2 separate regions of the Mus musculus genome follow, and region 2 is linked to region 1. Evidence: chromatin loops called from intact Hi-C (ENCODE). Cell type or tissue: heart. All regions are shown on one strand.

The links. A loop is a pair of places that touch in the nucleus more often than their neighbours do. Peaks named below come from ENCODE experiments on the same cell type or tissue, not always from the same donor. Only the 100,000 strongest peaks of a DNase experiment are listed, where the experiment ranks them.
Region 2: it touches region 1 in a loop (3-fold over the local background); 3 of 42 quality-filtered maps call a loop at or near these places.

What each region holds. Positions count from the first base shown.
Region 1 is chr13:49,378,115-49,386,114 of GRCm38, forward strand. Bicd2 (BICD cargo adaptor 2) reads left to right here. Exons shown (of 7, transcript NM_001039179.2): 4 at 1-237; 5 at 894-1,919; 6 at 2,457-2,608; 7 at 4,929-8,000. The coding sequence ends at 5,238. Among named protein-coding and RNA genes, the nearest start is that of Ippk, 39 kb to the right of the region's middle. In heart, a CTCF peak has its summit at 3,320 (motif pointing left); DNase peaks (open chromatin) are centred at 3,297 and 5,087; H3K27ac peaks cover 510 bases.
Region 2 is chr13:49,641,793-49,649,792 of GRCm38, forward strand. It overlaps Cenpp (centromere protein P), which reads right to left. Exons shown (of 8, transcript NM_025495.3): 3 at 5,774-5,862. Among named protein-coding and RNA genes, the nearest start is that of Cenpp, 6.9 kb to the right of the region's middle. In heart, a CTCF peak has its summit at 3,540 (motif pointing left); a DNase peak (open chromatin) is centred at 3,229.

The sequences.
Region 1 (8,000 bases):
GTCTCCTTAGATGGCCTCAAGTTCAGTGATGATACTGTCACCGCAGAGCCCAACAATGACGCCGAAGCCCTGGTCAATGGCTTTGAGCACAGTGGCTTGGTCAAATCATCCTTGGACAACAAGACATCCACACCCAGGAAGGATGGCCTAGCTCCACCCTCCCCCAGCCTCGTCTCTGACCTGCTCAGTGAGCTCCACATATCTGAGATCCAGAAGCTGAAACAGCAGCTGGTGCAGGTGAGCGCGCAGAGCCTCATGCCCCATCCCTCCCTCTCCCCGTGCCTTTTGCAACACTGTAAGCTGTGCTTTTGTGACATGTAGCTGCCTTTAACTTCCTCATACCATACATGAAATTCTTACTGGTAAAGAGTAGTGTCCCAGAGGAGTAGGTTCCTGATTACTGTGTAAGGTTTAGTACCTTGGTACCCATGCTGCTCCCTTTGCTACCCAAATCATGTATGGGTGAGGTGACCTGTCCCTCGTGTAACTCCTACCTACAGACCACAGCTAGAGTCTTTGCAGGGCCATACATCGTCATATCTGAAAGTTTACTGTTGATCTATAAATGAGTGTTCTCCACAACATGAGAAAGGGAAGTGGCGGAGAGCTGGGACACTTAGGGACCCTGCCAGCATGCCCTGGACCCAGAGTTCCACAAATGAAACCCAGCTCCACCCCAGCACATGTTTAGTGACCTCTTATGGATGAGCACTATTGTTGGTGATAGTCATGGTCGCTGTGGTGAATTCTGTCCAGTCTGCTGTCAACAAGTGGCATGGGCAGGGAATTTACATAGCCCTTGGCCCATCTGGCTCAGCATGAGATGTTGTTTGGTCATCCTAGAGTCTTCTAAGCCTTGTTGACCTGTTTTCCTGCTATAACTACCTTTGCAGATGGAGCGGGAGAAGGTGGGCCTGCTGGCAACACTGCAGGACACACAGAAGCAGCTGGAGCAGGCTCGGGGAACCCTCTCTGAGCAGCATGAGAAGGTGAATCGTCTCACAGAGAACCTTAGTGCCCTCCGGCGCCTGCAGGCTGGCAAGGAGCGACAGACCTCGTTGGATAATGAGAAGGACCGTGACAGCCACGAAGACGGTGACTACTATGAGGTGGACATCAATGGGCCTGAGATCCTGGCCTGCAAGTACCACGTGGCTGTGGCTGAGGCTGGCGAGCTCCGGGAGCAGCTCAAGGCGTTGCGCAGCACACACGAAGCTCGCGAAGCCCAGCACGCAGAAGAAAAGGGCCGGTATGAGGCTGAGGGCCAGGCACTCACTGAGAAGATCTCTCTGCTGGAGAAGGCTAGCCACCAGGACCGAGAGCTGCTGGCCCATCTGGAAAAGGAGCTGAAGAAGGTGAGCGATGTGGCTGGTGAGACCCAGGGCAGCCTGAATGTGGCTCAGGATGAGCTGGTGACCTTCAGCGAGGAGCTGGCCAACCTCTACCACCATGTGTGCATGTGCAACAACGAGACGCCCAACCGTGTCATGCTCGACTATTATCGTGAGGGCCAGGGCAAGGCTGGCCGCACCAGCCCAGAGGGCCGCGGGCGCCGGTCACCTGTCCTCTTGCCCAAGGGGCTGTTGGCCACAGAGGTGGGCCGAGCAGATGGTGGGACTGGGGACAACAGTCCTTCACCCAGTTCTTCACTGCCGTCACCTCTGAGTGACCCCCGCCGGGAACCTATGAACATCTACAACCTGATCGCCATCATCCGAGACCAGATCAAGCACCTGCAGGCAGCCGTGGACCGTACGACCGAGCTGTCCCGGCAGCGGATTGCCTCGCAGGAGCTGGGCCCTGCTGTGGACAAGGACAAGGAAGCACTCATGGAGGAGATCCTCAAGCTGAAGTCCCTGCTGAGTACCAAGCGGGAGCAGATCACCACACTGCGCACCGTGCTCAAGGCCAACAAGCAGGTGAGAGGAGTGGGAGGGGGCGCTGCCACCAGAGCCTGCTGGGGGGCGCTGCCTCCAGAGCCTGCTGTTGGGAGGGATCACTGCCCACTGCTGCCACAGCCCCTAGGCCTGTGCCATCACCTTGTTGCTGCTGTCTCCTTCCTCAGGGCTTCCAGCCAGGGGATGGAGTGAGTGTGGGGATTAGAGGGTGCTTTAGCCAGAGCTTTTCAGTCATTAAGTACTGCTGCTTCTGTCCACCTTACAGTTGCTCACGCTGTGGTAACAGAGAGCAGTGGTCTGAGTGCCCTGTGGGTTCTCCAGGACAGAGTCTATGGTGCATCATTCTTCCTTGCTAATCAGGGTTGAAGCTAGGACTTACTGAGGCAAACTGGCATGCCAGGAGCATGGCTAGCATTTTGTCCCGACAGCTGCATGAGAAAAAATTTTTTTCAGAGAATTTTTCATGGTCAGCAGTTCCACCTTGGGCCCAGGGTTTCCACCTTGAACACAGGGCCTTACACCCTTCACCACCCCACTTTCTACTTCTCTGTCCCCCAGACAGCTGAGGTGGCCCTGGCCAACCTGAAGAGCAAGTATGAGAACGAGAAGGCCATGGTGACCGAGACCATGATGAAGCTACGGAACGAGCTCAAGGCCCTCAAGGAAGACGCAGCCACCTTCTCCTCCCTGCGTGCCATGTTTGCCACCAGGTACCTGCTACACTGTGATACTCTCCCTTCTGCAGCCTCTCTTCCCTGGAGCTACCTGTTAGCCTTACCCACAGCCTCCAGCCTCATTCCAGAGTCCCACAGGCCTGTTGGTTCAGCACTGTAGTAGCCCTGCCAGGCCCCCAACACAGCTCAAGGTTTGGAGACTACAGCCCAGTCCCAGCATGTGTGTGGGGCTGCCCTTCTCGACTGAGGAGGAGGAAAGTTTATGCGGTCCCAGGGCCCTCAGGTGGCTGCTCCCCAGCCTCCCGTGCCTCTTGTAGGCAGTGCCATTTTGGTAGACATTCAGCAGAGGTGTGCATCCATTTCCCTGTTCCCATTTCCCTCTTCATGACCCTGGATGCTCCATTTCCTGTGCTTTGAGCATAGGAGTCCTAGAAGCAAAGGGCTAAGGGAGTGAGCTCAGGGGATGGGGAGTACAGTTTTGAGGTCTAGTTACCAGTGGTGACAGATGCGGCCCAGACTAGTTTGTTATTCCTCTCCTGTAGTGTAGTCAGGGCTCCAACGCAGCCAGTTTGCCATCCATTCCCAGCCTTCCTGTCAGGGATGGGCAAGCGAGCTTTAGGCCTGGGGTTATGCAGTTTCCTTCCTCTCCCCTGGGGGTTCTTCCTGTGGCCTGGGAAAGAGCAGTCTTAAAGGGTGGAAAACAAGGCCCCTGCCTATCACCCTCCAAAGACAGGTGGTGCCACCTGCTGCTCAGTGTTGGAATGACAGTGTGGGGATGGCAAGGCTGAGCACCGAAACTGGGTCAGCTGGCTGTTTCCTGTAAAGTGTGAAGAAGCTGAGACAGGATGGGCCAGGACCTGTTTCCCTCCCTCCAGCCCCAGTCTCTTAGCATCCCTGCAGGTAGGTCCTGCCAAGGCAGGCACAAGCAGAAGAGTCCAGCATTTCTCTGGACATTTCCTACCAGATCTTAGGGGAAGAAAAACATTTTTTTGAGACAGGTCTCACTATGTAGCCCAGGAACTTGCTATGTGGATCAGGCTGGCCTAGAACTCATGGAACTCTTCTTCCCTCTGCAGCCCACCCCCACTCCCACCCCAAACCCTACCCCACCCTACCCCCTTGGTGGGATTAGGAAAGAATTCTTGTAATTCCTCAGCATCTTGTACAAATCATAACCTTTGAAGTTTGTTCTGTTTATAAAGACCTGACTTTTCTGGTGAATCCGGGATTTCAAACATATGAGGAAGACAGTATGTAGTCTCTGAGGGGAGCTCTTAGGCACCAGCAGGGTGTGGGTAAAGCAGAGCCATGGGTAGCAGAAGGGCAGTGCTTAGAGCCCATGTGTCCACCACCACCTCTAGAGACACTTGCCCAGTGTCTTAAGATTCCACCAGACCCAAACTAGGCAGGTGTGCCGGTGTCACCCAGGGAACCTTGGCCAGGCTCTCTCCCTCCACTCGATGGGGGTGGGGCATGCTGCATCACAGCAGGTGGAGGCTTGGGTGCTCTGATTGTCACTCAGCAAAGGCTTACTAACCACCAGCTACGGTTTGCAGTAGGATCAAGCTCAGTCCTCTCTCAGTTTACACCCAGATCCTGGGAGCTAGTGATGTCCCAGTATCTGAGATACCTTTTTGTTCTTAAAGTGGGAGAGAGCTTACTGGAAGAAAGTCAAATGGATGAGCGCCAAGCCTTGCTTATCAGAACCACTTCAAGCCTGCAAACAAATACCCCCATGTCTTAGGGTTGCTGTAATGAAATACCATGGCCCAAAACTACTTGGGGAGTGTATTTTACCTGATAGCTTCTAGTTAATCAGCTAGGGAAGTTAGGGCAGGAGCCGGTGCAGAGGCCATGGAGGGGTGCTGCTTACTTGCATGCTCCTCGTGGCTTGCTCAGCCTGCTTTCTAACAACACCCAGGACCCAGGCATGGCCCCACCATGGTGAGCTGGGCCTTCCCACATCACTAATTAAGAGAATGTATCACTGGCTTACCCAAAGACCAATCTGGCAGAGGTATTTTCTCAATTGAGGTACCCTCTTCCCAAATGACTATAGTCTCTATGTCAGGCTAACATAGAAAGTAGCCAGCACTCCCCAAGCCTTCTGCCCTCTCTCCCTGCAAAGAAACAAATGCAGTACCACTGAGTTGAAGGTAACCTTGCTGTTCTGTTTGAGCACTGCCTCTCTCGTCCTGGCCATGGCCTTATTCCAAAGGAGCCTTTGCACCAGGAACCAGAACAAGCTTCACCAGCTCTGGCCCCAGCTCAGGCTCCAGGAGAGATGCCTTGGAGTGCAGTGGGCACCCGGGCCTGCTCTCCCTCTCAGCCTCTCAGCTGTGCTTTGTCTCCACAGGTGTGACGAATACATCACACAGCTGGATGAGATGCAGCGGCAGCTGGCAGCTGCCGAGGACGAGAAGAAGACCCTTAACTCTCTGTTGCGCATGGCCATCCAGCAGAAGCTGGCGCTCACCCAGCGGCTGGAGCTGCTGGAGCTGGACCATGAACAGACCCGCAGGGGCCGCAGCAAGGCCGCCTCCAAGGCCAAGCCAGCCTCACCGAGCGTAAGTCACACCTGCGCCTGCGCCAGCGAGAGGGCGGAGGGCGCCGGGCTGGCCAACCAGGTGTTCTGCAGCGAGAAGCACAGCATTTACTGTGATTAGGGCTGTGGGGCGCCGCACACCTAACGTCCGCTTCACCTCAACTAACCCAGCTGCAGCAGCGGGACAGCAGTGCTAGGCCGCTCCTAACGTGACTAACGCACAGAGGGCGGCACTCTAGGCAAGTGGCAGCGTTGGGGTACATCTGTAACCAGGACACTTTGAGCTTTGTGCTGCTTTTCATGCCACAGCCCCGCCCCCAGGATATACCATGTCAGTTGCTGTCCTTTGGGATGCTGGTATCAAAAGTAGGGGTGAAGCTGCACACCTTTGTGGAAGACAGCGGAGTGAAAGTTTTCCAGGGCCTCCAGGCACTGTTAGGGAACCCAAGGGTGAGTTCTTCCCTGGACACTCACAGGGGCAGAACCTGAGTTGAAACTTGCATGTTGCTCGCATGTGTCTAATATCAGCACTTGAAAGCAGTTTTGTGAGGCTCTAGCCTGCATCATAGGACTAGCCTAGGTTAGCTCGCTGTGGCTGGCATAGTTTCATGAAGAGTTTCCTTGTAGTTTGTGCAGCATCTCACTGCTAACCACATCCAGGATGGCAGTCCCAGAGGGAATGGACCATCTCTGGTTGCAGCCTGTGTTCTGCAGTGAGCCCCCACACCTCAGACACGATAACCATAGCCCAGGCAGACAGCGCAGCTGCTCCATCTCAAAGATCCGCATGCTGCTGTGTCCTGAAAGGTGACAAATTAGCAGGGCCTGAGGTCCTAGGTTTTCTTTCTTGACGAGAGTGTTCCAAGTGCCTGGTCAGACCTTGGTCCTTGGTTCAGAGCCTATTATTTGGTCCTTTGAGATCTGCAGCTTGTGCTTGGGTCTTTTCCTAGAAGTTGTCAGACCCAAAGAAGCAGTGTTTTGAGAACTACTAGTGCTCTACCAAACTGCACGGCACAGTAGAGCCCAGCTGTGTGCTAGGGGACTTTTTGTGGGCCCGGAGCTGTGCTCAAAACTGGCAGGTAAGAGTTGTGTGGTTCTCGGTGCAGTTTGTGGATACTACAGAAGGAAGAAAGGCCTCCGAGGGCTCTCCTTTTCCAGATGCTCTGTCAGTGCGGAGCTGTGGCATCAGATCAGGTGTGTGCTTTAGTGAGTTGTAAAACAGGACTCTGCTCAGTATTTCTCTCCCTGTCCCCATGGGGCATCTAGTCTTGAGACTCCATCTCCCATAATAGCTGCTTGGCTGTCTCTCCCTGTGGAAAGGCATCTTTCATGATGTGGAACAATTACTATCCAATATGGCCCTGTAGTCTCTCAAACAGCTTTCTCTTTCTCTCCCCTGGATCCTGGGGTACCCCAGTCTGCTCAGATTCTTGGCAGCACATGGTCGTACACTGGGGGCAGAACAGGCCACACGTGTCCCTTGCATGTCCATCCTGGGAATGGCTGCCCGCATGCCCACCCAACCTTCTGCCTTTCTTTCTCTTTGGGCCAGAACGCAGCTTCTCTTACACTGTATGGGGCTTTGTGGACACTTGGAGCCCCATCCCCTAACACACATGCAGGCCTCCTCTGCCAACTAATGTGCTCGCGCACTCCCAGAACAAGAGCTTTAGCTGTCAGTGAGCAGGGAGTGGCTCTCGACTGATTTCTAATGCTGTCTTGTTTTCTCCTGTTTTCAGCTGTAGAGTAGCTGCTGGGAGGAGGCGGCCACCCGGCCCTGTCACACAGCAGCCCCTCCCCCTCCCCTCCTGTGGCCCATGCAGAGGAAGGAAGGGCAGCCTAAAGTCCACTTAGAAATGTTTGGATATGCCACTGTAATTCTTTTCAAAATAGCATTCCCCAAGTTTTTAATGGGAGAAAAAAAAAAAAAAAGCTTTACTATTGAGAATGCTGCAATCTGCTGCTTGGGAAGGTCTCTGTGTGGCCGAAGAACCTGCTTCCACAGCCGCCGCGCTGCCAGGCTCTCTAGGGGCCTGCTGGACGCCTGCCACAGGCTCTCCTTATTACACATGCTCCTTTTTTATCCGATCAACCTGTGCACTTTTGATATTTTGATATTATATTTGCTTCCTTAATTCCTTGCATAGAGACGGTCTCCAGTGCCGTGGTCTGTGTTCATGGTCCTGTAGCTGTCCGTCCTGGCTCTGATGTGTTGACCTGCGTCAACTCAAGGTAGAGCTGTGCTCCATGGTGTGTAGCTAGACTTCGGGTGAGGCTCCGACCCGGCAAGGAGCTGGCCAGTGTATCCACGCTGTGGTTCAGCAGCCTTTAGAGGACACGGCATTGTGGTTCATGTTTGAAATTACAGATTTTAAATGCCATGTTCATTAAGAAATCCAGGGTATTCCAATTCTGGGGTTTTTCATATTGTATTATTATTATTATTCTTAGGAATAGTTCAATGTAACAAGAAGAAAACTTGACCTTTGCTCTGGTTAAAACAGTAATAGGCACTTGAAAGCATAAATTATTGAATGAGTAGTATTACCTACAAATTCCAGAGTTTTCTGGGTTTTAGGACATTGTGAAGCATGACTGACTAACAGAATTTTATACAACTGCACCAGTGAAATTCCAAATTGGAATTGTTTTGTTATTCTGGTTGTCGTGCCAAATTGTGGTACACTTAGAAAATTCTACAGCCGTCGATTTTCAGGTGTTCAATTTCAACACCTTTTTGTTAGTAACCATTGCCAGTAGTGCCTTCATCAGTTCAGGGAGGTGTCCCAGCCAGGTCAGGTCTCCAGGACGGGCAGCAGTGGAGAGCTAGTTGGGAATGCTGAAGGCCATTGTGGACCAGCAGGTACCTGCCTCACTCTGTAC
Region 2 (8,000 bases), 260 kb after region 1:
AAAGGAGGGGCTGGTGAGATGGCTCAGTGGGTAAGAGCACCCGACTGCTCTTCCAAAGGTCTGGAGTTCAAATCCCAGCAACCACATGGTGGCTCACAACCATCCGTAAGGAGATCAGACTCCCTCTTCTGGAGTGTCTGAAGACAGCTACAGTGTACTTACATATAATAAATAAATAAATCTTAAAAAAAAAATTGGACAAAGGACTTGAATAGAAATTTCTCCAAAGCAATATACAAATAGTAATCTATTGATACATAACATACTATTATCATTGTCCCTTAAATAAATATATATACATATACAAATATGTATATACACATATTACAATATGGATCCTTGTCAACTTTAGCTACGCTGCCAACTTTGAAATAAGGTATCTCAGTTTGGCACTATACAGAAATTGATAGTCATATTGGTCTGAAAATGTTAAATTTAATTTTTCTCATTTGTTAATTGTCAGGGGTTAATACACTGTATTAAACATGTAAGTTCTTACCTATGTGGGTCTCATCAGACTCACAGAGGAAATGATGGACACACCATCACTACCCAGCAGTTCCATTTGACCCTAGTCATACAGCCAAACAAACCCACATAACCACTGGAAACCTTCCCACGAGTGTTTATACAGCAGTAGTCAGAACGTCCAAAAGAGAAAACAACTTCACCAACTGCAGAAATGGGCAAAAAGCAGTACATCTGCATATGGAATATTACTTCTGCCCCACCAAAGTACTAACACATGCTATTACCAAGTGAGCCTTGAAAACATGATAAATAAAAATGAAGGCAGACACAAGAAACCAAATGTCATGTGTTTCCATTTCCATGAAATATTCAAAGTAGGAAATAAATAAAAAGCAGATTAATGCTTCCTTAGGGCTGAAAAAAAGAGGAAAAAATAAAAGGTTTATCTCAATGTAGCTTTATTTTAAAAAATTATCTTAAGGAAAAAAAATAGGATATTGAAGGGTTAACAGCGTGTGTGCCCTTGCAGAGAACCTCCCTTCAGTTCTCTGCACCCTCACGATGAGTCACGGCCTCTTTCATGCCAATTCCACAGGATCCAATGCTGCCTCCTGGACGCCATGGGCACCAAGCACAGACATGGCATACACACACACAAAGTAAAGTAAATAAGTAAGTAAATAAATATAATCTTTAAAAAGAAAACATAGAAAGGCTAGGGGGAAACAAAACTCCCTCTCTCCCTCCCTGCACATGTGCGTGTGTGCGTGTGTGTTAGATTTTGGTCTTTCACTCATCAGCACAGGCAGGTCAGTTTGGGATTCAGTGCCCTAACCTGCACATCTCTTACCAAGTTGTAGTGTGTGTTTAGCCAGCATGAAGCTAACTTCTGCCCTGCCATTGGTCCTGTTAACCATGTCACTTCTGAACTGATAAATAAGGGAAATGGCCTTATAGACACCCCTGACCTTAACATCCTTGCAGTCTGAACAGGTCACTTTTTTCTATCATGTTCTTTTAATAGGAGGTCTCAGCGAATTTTTGTTAACTTAAGAACTAGGAATAGAAATACCTAAGAAAGGAGCCCCAGAATCAGGTGTGGTAGCTCATACCTGCAATGCCAGCATTCCTGAGTCCTGAAGCTGGAGGACTGGCACAAGTAAGTGACCAGCCTGGGCTACATGGTGAGTTCTAAATAAGCCTGGGCTACAGTGTGAGAGACCTTGTCTCAACCTTATCCCTATCAGTTTATCACCAAAAATATTTAGAAAGATATTAATTTTGCAAACTGTATATGCTTTTAAGACAGGAGTCAGTTTCTCATAGGCAGTGAGGGGAAAAGTCTGTGGTTAAACTGCTAGGTGGTCAAATCAGCATGGATAGATACAAAGAATTCAATCAACAGGCAGCATAATGGAAGACAGAGTTGGACCCAGCAACAGATGCAGGGTGAGCAACTTGCAATGGTAGCCAAAGTTAGTGGCAGCCAGCAGATCCAAAAAGGTTGGACACTAATAAAGAAACTTAAACATGGTCAGAAATGGGCTTCAGTGAGCAGTCACTACCATAATTGGGCAAAGAGTATGTGGTCATCATGCAGAGCCTGTTTGCTCCCCTTCTGCTTGGCCCAAGGAGAGAATACCTAGAGAATGAGCAAACTGCAACAAAATTATCTCAGTCTCTGTCCAGTTTCTGTCATAAGCCCTAGAAGCAGCCACTAGACACACAGCTTGGCACTTTCTGCCTTTCTTGAGTTCTCTAACTTTTCTATAATGTCTCATTTTTCCTTAACAAATCTGCTTTACTTTGCTTATTCCTCCTTTGTCTGCCACTTACTTTATCTAACATTGACATGACCCTTAAGAGCTTAAGACACTCCCATCTGGGTTGCACTGCCCCATCTGGGTCACATGGCAGACAAAGTCCATTGTTTTCTTTCTCTGCCTTGATTCTGGAATCTGTTTATATTAATAATCAGGTGCTGTTGAGCATTTAAAAAGTATGCACAGCTTCTAAATTAAAAAAAAAGAAAGAAAGAAAAAAAGAAGAGTTAAGACACTGTTTCAGGTTGACTTTTTGCTACTGTTGATTAGTAGTCAGTCACCTTAGTTCTTGGGTCAAGCCTTTCTGGGCTGAGAGATACCTTCTTTGCTTTCACAAATCTGCACCAACGTGAAAGACAACATATTAAGATTTCAATATTTGGGTTAAAATATTCAAATAAATGGGTTACTTTTAAAGTCTTTCATGATGAAATAATATTCTCTTCATTTAAAAAGTGCTTACTTTTTAGCACTTTTGTTTCAAGGTTAGAAGTTATATAAATACCCTTTAGCATCCTACAAACTCCCACCCATCTGACTTATACTGCAAGGACTATGGGAAGCTGATATTGTGTGCACACTTGTTCTGATGGTCTTAAAACGATTCACAAGCATTCAGTCAACTGGAGGAAATTAATTCTATGTTCCAAACACCTTTGACAAGAATTGCATCAACAGAAGAAATGACTCATACTCTCTACATAGATTTTCCCATCTTTGTTTCAAACATTCTACTAATAGAACTTAAGGGCACTGTGCCAGTTAGTATTATGTCAACTTGACAAAAGCTAAAGCCATCCAAGAGGAGGGAACCTCAATTAAGAGAATGCCTCCATATGATCCAGCTGTAGGCAGCTTTCTTAGTTATCTGTGGGGGAGGGCCCAGACTACTGTGGGCTATGCAACCCCTGGGGTAGTGGTCTTGGCTTCTATAAGAAAGCAGAATGAGCAAGCCGTGCCTAAGCCAGGAAGCAGTTACCCTCCACAGCCTTTCAATCAGCTCCTACCTCCAGGACCCTACCCTGCCTGACTTCCTTCGATGGTGAACAGTGATGTGTAAGTGTAAACCAAACTTTCCTCCTCCAACTTGCTTTTGTCATGGTGTTTTATCACTGCATTAGTAACCCTAAGTAGGACCAGCATTTTGGTTTAAAATTGTAGTAATATTTATTTTGGAAAAATAAGCATTTATAATAAGCATGTTATTTAAATCTTTTAATTTTCTGACAGCTAAATGTCTCCCTCTAGTGGAATGTTTGATTTTAGGGAAAGAATAACCAACACACTGCTGCTCTCTCTGTCTTTATTTTTTTTCCTAGCAATTTTAAATGTAAAAACATATACAACAAGCAGGGTAATGGCAACACACATCTTGAATCCCAGCCCTTGGAGGGCAGAGGCAGGCAGATTTCTGAGTTCAAGGCCAGCCTGGTCTTCAGAGCTAGTTTCAGGATAGCCAGGGCTACACAGAGAAACCCTGTCTCAAACAAACAAAACCAAAAATAAACAAAACCGTTTGTTTTAGGTTTCTTTTCTGTTGCTGTGATAAACAACATTTTCAAAAGCAACTTGTAAGAGAAAAAAAATTTACAATTTCAGGTCACAGTTCATCATGCAGGGAAGTGAGGGCAGGAACTTACCACAGAAACCATGGAGGAATGCTGCTTATTGGGCTGCTCACTGGGCTGTGCTCAGCTGTCTTTCTTATACAGTTCAGGACCATCTGCCTAGGGATGGTGCCACCCACAGTGACATCTACATCATTCAAAACAATCCCCCACAGATATGCTCCCAGGCCAGTATGACCTCAAAATTCTCTCTTCCTTCCCAGTTGATTCTAGGTTGTGTTAAGTGGACACTAAAAATTAACCAGCACAATGGTAAAACCATTTTAGAAGATATCTAAGTTTACCAATCAAATTTTTGTGTACATTTCCATTGACCTAGCAATTCTAATTTTTTAAAGATTTATTTTAAGTATATGAGTGTTTTTCCTACATGTATACCATGTACATTCAGGCAGAAGAGGACATCAATTCTTTGGAACTGTAGTTTCAGATAGTTGTGAGCTATTATGTGATGTCAGAAACTGATCCCAGTTTCAGAGTAACAAGTACTCTAAACTGCTGAGTCATCTCTTCAGTTTCTCACCTAGTAATTGTATAAAAGACTTCTAGTACCTACACAGTAAGTGTGGCAGCACACGACTGGCATCCAAATACTTAGGGGACTGAAGCAGATGGAACATAAGTTTAAGGTCAAGTTGAACAAGGTTCATAGCAAGATTTTATCCCTCTATACACAAACATATAAACTCCACTAAAGTAAAACAAAAACAGAAGATTTCATTTTATCAGAATTCTAAGTAACAAAATTTTAAAAGGCCCTTGTCCCCCTTTTTCCAACCAATAACTATAACTATTGGCAAGGACTATATATCTGATCCCTCAGGTCCTGTTAATTCCACAACTATCTGCAATTCTTTCCAACATCTTACTTGAGAGTGATTCTTTAAGAGTCATAAAATCTAAAAGGCTCAGAGAGACAATGAGTGCTCTCAACAGAGCCAAGGGAAGCCACTTTCTGCAGCACATTATTAGCAAAACCAGGCAGTCATCAAATGCCTGCATAATTTAAAAGTGAACAACAATACAGTCTCTTTGTAGTCTTCCAAAGAATGTTAACAGTTCTTCTCATATCTTTCTGTATCCCTAAAGTACATTTACGCAGAAAAACCTGTTAGCTGTGCCTAACACTTTCTTGCTCTGAATTTCAGTGGCCTATGGTAACAAAAGTATGTTAAAGTGAAGCTAAAATATTTTATTTGAATCTTAAGCAGCCCCACTAATAAGAACACAACTTTTGACATGAAAAATGTAGCAAGATTTTGCTGAAAGGACCCAGATATAGCTGTCTCTTGTGACACTATGCCAGGGACTAGCAAACACAGAAGTGGATGCTCACAGTCAGCTAATGGATGGATCACAGGGCCCCCAATGGAGGAACTAGAGAAAGCACCCAAGGAACTAAAGGGAACTGCAACCCTATAGGTGGAACAACATTATGAACTAAGCAGTACCCCGGAGCTCTTGTCTCTAGCTGCATATGTATCAAAAGATGGCCTAGTCGGCCATCACTGGAAAGAGAGGCCCATTGGACACGCAAACTTTATATGCCCCAGTACAGGGGAACGCCAGGGCCAAAAAGGGGGAGTGGGTGGGTAGGGGAGTGGGGGGGGTGGTTATGGGGGACTTTTGGTATAGCATTGGAGATGTAAATGAGCTAAATACCTAATAAAAATGCAAAAAAAGAGAAAAATGTATTTTGAATCAACAACTGTATTTTGTTCAACTTTGAAACTCCACACTGTATTTTCTTGGTCACATTGGTAATGCTGAGGGTGACACTGAAGTGAATGAAGTGGATAGGAACTGTTTCTCATAGGGAAAAAATCTGTTATCACAGCAAGCTACAGTTACCTCCATTTCCAGAACCTCAAATTCCAGTTGAAATGTCACCATGTTGCAATTTCCTGATAATCTGTGTTTCTGTAGAACTTTCTTTGTATCTATTAATTAGAAAATAAAATACTTTAAAAGAATAGTTTTCTTCAATGCTTTTTTTTAAAGGTAAAATTAGTGTTTTATTTTACTTAAACTAATCCAGCCTGCACTGGTTTATCATGGTACAGTCAAATATAAACATATTTCTACAGATATTAACATAAAAGTACTCTTGGTGGAATCTTCAATATTTTTAAGTGAATATCTACTTGTGTGTAGATGTATGAAAATATATATTAGTAATCACTTTAAAATAGCTGGAAGGGTCTTGTCACAGTAATTGGTCTTACAAAATGGGATTACTAAAAATTTATACTGTCAAGTTCTCAAGTATATCAATACTTAAGAAAAATATACACATACAAAAAATACATGCCGGGCAATGGTGGTGCACACCTTTAATCCCAGCACTTGGGAGGCAGAGGCAGGCGGATTTCTGAGTTCAAGGCCATCCTGGTCTACAGAGTGAGTTCCAGGATAGACAGGCAATACAGAGAAACCCTGTCTCGGAGGGGAAAAAAAAAAGGCATATACCATCAGACCCAGCCTTTATTTTGAATTTTTTCGTGTGTGTGTGTGTGTGTGTGTGTGTGTGCGCGCGTGCGTGCGCGCATGTGTGAGAGAGAGATATACATATGGAAATCAGAGGACAACCTGAGGAATCAGTTTTCTTCCTCCATTATATGGGTTCCAAGAAATGAACTCTGGTCATTATTATAGGCTGGGTGTTAGTGGCTTTATTTGCTGGGTCATCCATCTTGCCTATCTTTTTGAAAATTTTCAATATCATCTCAATGTTTGAATGGGACAGTCTGGTAAGATGGCTTAGTGGGATCAAAACACTTGGCACGAAGCTTAACAATCCAACTTTGATATCTGAAACCCACATAGTGAAAGGAAAGAACCAACTCCAACTCCTTCAATTTGTCCTCTCACTTTGACACAAGTACTTTAGTACATGTGGGTCAACACAAACACATACTAAATATACAAACATAATTTTAAAAAGTAGTAAAAGGGCCAAAACTACAAGATGAATCTTGAATGGAATCTTAAAAATAACATAGGTCCCTTTATTTTGTAGACAAGCAGCTCAGGCTCATATACATACTGTATTTGAATCTAAGTTTTTTTTTTCATTATAAAAGTATACAATAAATATATAGATTGCATATAAGTATAAACAAAAAACTTTACCTTACATACATTTTTTTTTTCGAGACAGGGTTTCTCTGTATAGCCCTGGCTGTCCTGGCTGTCCTGTCCTCTGAAGACCAGGCTGGCCTTGAGCTCAGAAATCCGTCTGCCTCTGCCTCCCAAGTGCTGGGATTAAGGGCGTGCACCACTACTGTCCAGAAACTTACATACTTTTAAATTTTGAACAAATTTTTTTTCATTGCAGTCATGAAGTTTACTTTTCCAGAAAATTGGGAATACACAGAAGCAGGAAGGAAAAGCAAACTACATGCCACCATCCAAAGACATTTTACTGAAAAATCCTAGCATTCTCTTCTAGCCTCTTTGAATTCATTCCCCAGAATGCAACCAAACCACATCTCATTTTTTTTTTCCCCAAGACAGGCTTTCTCTGTGTAGCCCTGGCAGTCTTGGACTTGCTTTGTAGACAAGGCTGACCTTCCAACTCACAGAGATCCATCTGCCTCTGACTCCCCAGTGCTGGGATTAAAGACATATGCTACCATGCCTGGCTACCACATCTCATTTTAATCCATGCGTGTTATGCCATTGTGTAAAGTAGAAACCAGAATGTGAAAGTCAATAATTAGAATTATTAAATGAAATAGAAGGAAATGCTTTCTTTTAGTAAAAATCACCTTTGTACGTAATTTGCTTCAGATCAATCCATTTGCTAAATGGGATGAATTCGCAGCAAATTCACACTCAAAAAGTTCTTTAGTACTTTTAAAAAACTTGAACAGACTTTTTTTTTTTTTAAAGGAAAGGAAAAGAACAGGGTTGGTTAGTTGGCTGAGTTTTTGCCTTGTATTAGTACCTATGTTAGATTCTTGGCATATACATGAAAAAAAAAAGGAGGGAAAGATTTGCAGGAAAAAAAAAAAAAAAAAAAAGCCGGGCGTGGTGGCGCATGCCTTTAATCCCAGCACTCGGGAGGCAGAGGCAG